Linked DNA regions of Homo sapiens: region 2 is linked to region 1. A link is an interaction called in ENCODE POLR2A ChIA-PET data of the cell type or tissue named here. Cell type or tissue: GM12878. All regions are shown on one strand. Each heading gives the region's core, and the rest is flanking DNA. Links, peaks and the distances in the headings are about the cores only. Region 1 overlaps KPNB1-DT (KPNB1 divergent transcript). Region 2 overlaps EFCAB13 (EF-hand calcium binding domain 13).

The links. ChIA-PET counts read pairs that join two places held together with the same protein. Peaks named below come from ENCODE experiments on the same cell type or tissue, not always from the same donor. Only the 100,000 strongest peaks of a DNase experiment are listed, where the experiment ranks them.
Region 2: POLR2A ChIA-PET joins it to region 1 with 7 read pairs; 2 of 35 experiments call an interaction of 5 or more read pairs at or near these places.

What each region holds. Positions count from the first base shown.
Region 1 is chr17:47,641,586-47,644,504 of GRCh38, forward strand. The region is part of intron 1 of KPNB1-DT (KPNB1 divergent transcript); the gene reads right to left. Among named protein-coding and RNA genes, the nearest start is that of KPNB1-DT, 6.4 kb to the right of the region's middle. In GM12878, for the core only: no CTCF peak of the experiment used is centred there; no DNase peak of the experiment used is centred there.
Region 2 is chr17:47,401,683-47,404,601 of GRCh38, forward strand. EFCAB13 (EF-hand calcium binding domain 13) reads left to right here. Exons shown (of 25, transcript NM_152347.5): 18 at 450-521; 19 at 2,196-2,339; 20 at 2,880-2,919. Among named protein-coding and RNA genes, the nearest start is that of EFCAB13, 79 kb to the left of the region's middle. In GM12878, for the core only: no CTCF peak of the experiment used is centred there; a DNase peak (open chromatin) is centred at 1,276.

The sequences.
Region 1 (2,919 bases), core at 420-2,919:
CTAAACTCTTTGAGCCTTAGTTTCCTTTTTCGTTTTTTGTCTTTTTTTTGAGAGGGAGTCTCGTTCTGTCGCCCAGGCTGGAGTGCAGTGGCGCGATCTTGGCTCACTGCAACCTCCACCTCCTTGGTTCAAGCAATTCTCCTGCCTCAGCCTCCCGAGTAGCTGGGATTACAGGTGTCCACCACCATGCCCGGCTAATTTTTTTGTATTTTCTCGTAGAGACGGGGTTTCATCGTCTTGGCCAGGCTGGTCTTGAACTCCTGACCTCATGATCCACCCGCCTCGCCGCCTCGGCCTCCCAAAGTGCTGGGATTACAGGCATGAGCCACCGCACCTGGCCAAGCCTTAGTTTCTTGACTGTAAAAAAGGCACAATAGGAGTACCTATTTTGGAGGGTTGCTGGGAGGATTAAATGAGTTACTATATGTAAAGAGCCTTGAACAATACAAAGAGTAAGTGTTTTAAAAACATCAGGCTGGGTGCAGTGGCTCATACCTATAATACTAGCACTTTGGGAGGTGGGAGGTTCACTTAAGCCCAGGAGTTTGAGACCAGCCCGGGCAACATGACAAAACCCCATTTCTACAAAAAATACCCCCCAACACACCCCAAAAATTAGCCAGGTGTGGTGGCACACACCTGTAGTCCCAGCTACTGAGGAGGCTGAGGTGGGAGGATCACTTAAGCGGGAAGTTCAAGGCTACAGTGGGATCACATCACTGCACTCCAGCCTGGGTGACAGAGCAAGATGCTGTCTCAAAAAAAAAAAAAAAAAAAAAAAAAGGGCCGTGTGCAGTGGCTCACGCCTGTAATCCCAGCACTTTGGGAGGCCGAGGCAGGTGGATCACCTGAGGTCAGGAGTTCGAGACCAGCCTGACCAACATGGAGAAACCGCGTCTCTACTAAAAACACAAAAAAATTAGCTGGGCATGGTGGCACATGCCTGTAATCTCAGCTACTCGGGAGGCTGAGGCAGAAGAACCGCTTGAACGCAGGAGGCGGAGGTTGCGGTGAGCCAAGATCGTGCCATTGCACTCCAGCCCGGGAAACAAGAGCGAAAGTCGGTCTCAAAAAAAAAAAAAAAAGCTATTATTTTCATGAAGCAATGATATTGTTTGGACAATAAAAATGCTTACTATGTGCTAGGCAGGAAACACAGGAATTTATATGACATGGCTTCTAACCTTGAGGAGCTATAAATGTGGTTCTCAATTGTGGGGAGGATTTAGCAGGGATTCACTCCCTTCCTAGGAGTTATTCTGTAACATCTGGAGACATTTTTGATTGTCCCACCATGACTTGGTGGGAGACGAGCCAGTGGAACTTAGTAGGCAGGGGCCAGAAATGCTGCTAAACATTCTGAAATGAACAGGACAGCTTCCCCAAAGGTAATTATGTGAGGGCAGGCACAGTGGCTCATGCCTATAATCCCAGCACTTTGGGAAACCGAAGCGGGTGGATCACTTGAGGCCAGGAGTTCGATACAAGCCTGGGCAACACAGCAAAACCCCGTCTCTACAAAAAATACAAAAATTAGCCATGTGTGGTGGTGCATGCCTGTAATCCCAGCTACTCAGGAGGTTACCCAGCTACTGGGAGGCAGAGGTCACAGTGAGCCAAGATCACGCCATGGCACTCCAGTCTGAACAAGAGTGAGACTCTGCTCTCTGCCACCACCGCCCCCCAACACCCACAAAAAAAAGAATTATGTTGTCCAAAATAATCAAGGTTGAGAAACCCTGAGTCATAGTCTAACTCAGGACAAAAGATACATGCATACATACAAATTGTACAAGGCAGACAATCAAAATAGAGCATTATGCAATTATACATATAAAAAAAAAAACAGAAAAGATAGAATAGCCCTGGGCCAGAGTACAGGATTCCCTGTGACACCTGGCCAGGAAGACAGGCCTCAGTGAACTTCCAGTTTTGGGACCCAGTGGACATACTTCAACGATTTGCAACTTTTAGCTTATTCTATCAGTAGGTACCTTTTTTAAAGGTTAAGTCAAAGTTAAAAGGCTTCACTTCTGCATTGCACTACCAGTGTGAAAATGTACTGGGGCCAGTTCACATATGTTTAATTCATATTATCTTTTCAATGCAACTTGATAAAGAGTTGAGTCAATTTAAAATTCTTAAAAGGGCGGAGCAAGGTGGCTCATGTCTATAATCCCAGCATCTTGGGAGGCAGAGGCAGGAGGATCACTTGAGTCCAGGAGTTTAAGACCTGTCTGGGCAACATAGGGAGACCCTGTCTCTACAAAAAAATGAACAAAATTAGCCAGGTGCAGTGGCTCACACCTGTAGTCCCAGCTTTTTGGGAGGCTAAGGGAGGAGGACTGTTTGAGCCCGGGAGGTTGAGGCTGCAGTGAGCCAAGATCATGCCATTGCATTTCAGCCTGGGCAACAGAGCAAGATCCAGTCTCAATAAATAAATAAATAAATAAAATCATTAAAAGTACATTTTTTGGAGTCAACAAGAAATGATACATAGGAATATTTTGGTTTCCATTTAAAATAGAACCATTTTGGGGAAAATATGCCAATATTTTAATGGTGGATATAATTTGAGGTTGCAGGTGGTTTCTGCGGAATTCCTTTTCAAAATTCCTACAGTGAGGAACATATATTTCTTTGATAATCTGAGAAAGAAGAAAGCATCTGGGCGCAGTAACTCACGCCTGTAATCTCAGCACTTAGGAGGCTGAGTCAGGTGGACTGCTTGAGCTCAGGAGTTCAAGACAGCCTGGACAACATGGTGAGACCATGTCTCTACAAAAATTAGCTGGGTGTGGTGGCATGTGCCTGTAGTCCCAGCTTGAATAGCGGTGGTGGAGGCTGCAGTGAGCCAAGATTGCGCCACTGTACTCCGGCTTGGGTCAGTGTAAGACCCTGTCTAAAAAAAAGCCTGAT
Region 2 (2,919 bases), core at 222-2,721, 240 kb before region 1:
CGCCCAGGCTGGAGTGCAGTGGTGAGATCTTGGCTCACAGCAACCTCCACCTCCCCAGTTCAAACAATTCTGCTGCCTCAGCCTCCCGAGTAGCTGGGACTACAGGCGCATGCCACCACACCCGGCTAATTTTTGTATTTTTTAGTAGAGATGGGGTTTCACCATATTGGTCAGGATGGTCTTGAACTCCTGACCTCATGGTCCACCCACCTCAGCCTCCCAAAGTGCTGGGATTACAGGCGTGAGCCACCACGCCCAGCCATCAGCCTGACTTCTATAGTCTTAATATTTATTAATCCCATAAAATTAATCCTTTGGTTATTCAAAAATATGAAAAGGAAATATGATTCTTAGGAGTGCATCAAATGGTTTACATTTTTATAGGTTGCTTTATTGGATCTGACTTTTGCGTAATGAGGTTGGTCTATTAAAAGTGTTTTTTCTCACAGAAGGTGACAAAGTACAATTTGAAGAATTTGCAAAAGTAGTAAGGAATATGCGTGATGCTGCCAGGTTAGAAGGTAAGTACTGAATTATTTATAACGGTTAGATTTACTTTTATTGAAAGGACTTGCTTTTGTTTTTGTTTTTAATGCTGTGTGTTCACCTAATTTCTGGTTAACATGTTGGCATTGATATGTTTATACGCAGATGAAACTTGGTTTTGATTAAACATTGGCTGGCATATAGGAACTTGGCTTTCAGAATGTATCCTTCATTACTAACTGATAAAGCTGGTTTACTCTGTCTAGACTATTTGTTAAAGAACTTGGAGGAGCCAAGAGAATAGGCATAGTATGAAGTTCTATGCCTTCTTTCAGTATCTACACATGTAATTTTAAGGGAATATGGTCAGTGTCTGACCTTGCAATTTAAGATTTTAGAGGTGGAATAGACAATTCTAGGTAATGATAAGGATTAAGGGTAGCCATTGGTGTGGATGACTTTGGAAAGGAAATAAAGGCCTTTTGAAGTTAAGAGGTCAAAGTGCTCTGAGGCCAGGCTCATCCTTATTATCATTGGATGATATTGGGATGAGAGGTAGAAGGAGGATTATGATCAAAGTGCCAAAATCCTCAGAGAATGTGAAGGAGTGATCAGACAGTAATCAATACTGTTGTCAGGAGAGTGGCATAGTTGAATAACAGGCCTGAGCCTCATGGGAGAGGGATAAGGTTTGATTGAAGGTGGAACTAAAATGGCCTGATAGCAGCAGCAGAAAGACAGGAAAATGCTATTCTGCTTCCTGGTCTTACAGTATGTGGAGCATGGGAGGATGAGCAGACTCTACTCAAGGTGGTTGTGCAAAGAAACTGTTTTTGAAGGAAATCAAGTGCTAAGGCAAGAAAGCAGAGCTGATACAGGTTTTCTGGGTGTCAGCAAAGCTCAGATTGCCATCTGTAGTTGCATCCCAGTGATGTTAGAGGAATAGAAAGTGAGGCAGGACATAAGACTTAAACTGTGATTACTATTTGCAGCTAGTTTCTGTTGACTTTAATAATAATAATAAAACTAATTTTATTCTATAAATATGACATTTATTGAGGCATTATATGTCTAATGCTATCTTAAGTACTTTTTATACATTGTTATATTTACTCTCCACATCAACCTTGTGAGGCAGATAGTATTATCCCATTTTAGACGAGACATTAAGTAGTAATAATTTGCTCACAGTTGCACAGTTCCAGGTTACAAATCCTGGAGCCAGACTTTGAATGCTGGTCTGACTTAACCAGTGCTGGAAATAAAGCAACATTCCAGACACTAGGGTACAATTGGGTCCTGGTGGAACTGAAAAGGAAAACTGAATGAGCCCTTGTAAATCTTGTCTCATATTTTACGTTTTTCATAATTCTGAAAGTTATTTTGCCTATATCTGATGAGTTAATTTTATTTGATATCATTAGAGGTCCACAGCAAAATAATTACTTTGTATAATTGCAGTGAAAAATTCAGCTATATGAGTGATTTTGGTTGTGCAAATTTTATAAACGCACCAGAGAAACGTGATAGATCAAGAGAACTCTTTGCACATTGTGCTGCTGGCCATAGAATTCTATGAGGGGAGAATTTCTCTCTGAGATTTCTTATTCCTCAGTTCAGGATACAATAATAAACTATGGATTTCCACTAACAAATGTCTTGAGTGATGGCTACTGCTTTTTATTAATTAACTTTTTTTCTATTTATAGAGTTACAGGAAGTTGTCTTAGCTGCTGATTTGCTGGAAGGTGACATGATAGCTGGGAAGAACTTGGAAGACTTTCTAAGAAATGTTGGGATTAAGTCACCTAAAGAAGAGGTAGAGAAAATTCTTCAATCAGATTTTGTTTCTGGTAAGCATTTTAAATATTACTCTCAGGTTTTTTTTTTGTAGGAGTAAAGAAGATGTGCAAGGTCTATAGGTATTTGCTTATGTTACTATAAATGTAATCTTTGAAACGGAGCCTTTCCTCTTAATTTCCTCTTTTGCAGTTATGAGAATACTTCTATACAAGCGGGTCTAGATTTTGTGGAAGTGGGCTTGTTAGAATGCTCTGTCCTCATTGCTATCTTGATTTAGCGAATGAAAAACATCTTAGGAATTCAAGTTCTGTGAATAGAAATCCTAGCTTTGCCACCTTTGACCAAATTACTGGTCAGAGTTACTGGGGCTTTCTTTGTACTTCAGTTCCCATTATAGGTAGAATCAGAACTTAGTATACCTACAACATTGTAGGGTTATTGCGAGGCTTAATGGATGAAAATGAATCTAAAAGTACCTTGTAAATAAAATGTTCGAGAAATATATAAGTCATATGCTGATTTTGATACTAGCCTTTAAGTATTACTTTGTCTAGGGGTTCTTGTTTGTCATCTCTCTCTTTTCCTTGCAGAAGATAACATGGTGAACATTAAAGACTGTATGAGGGCTTT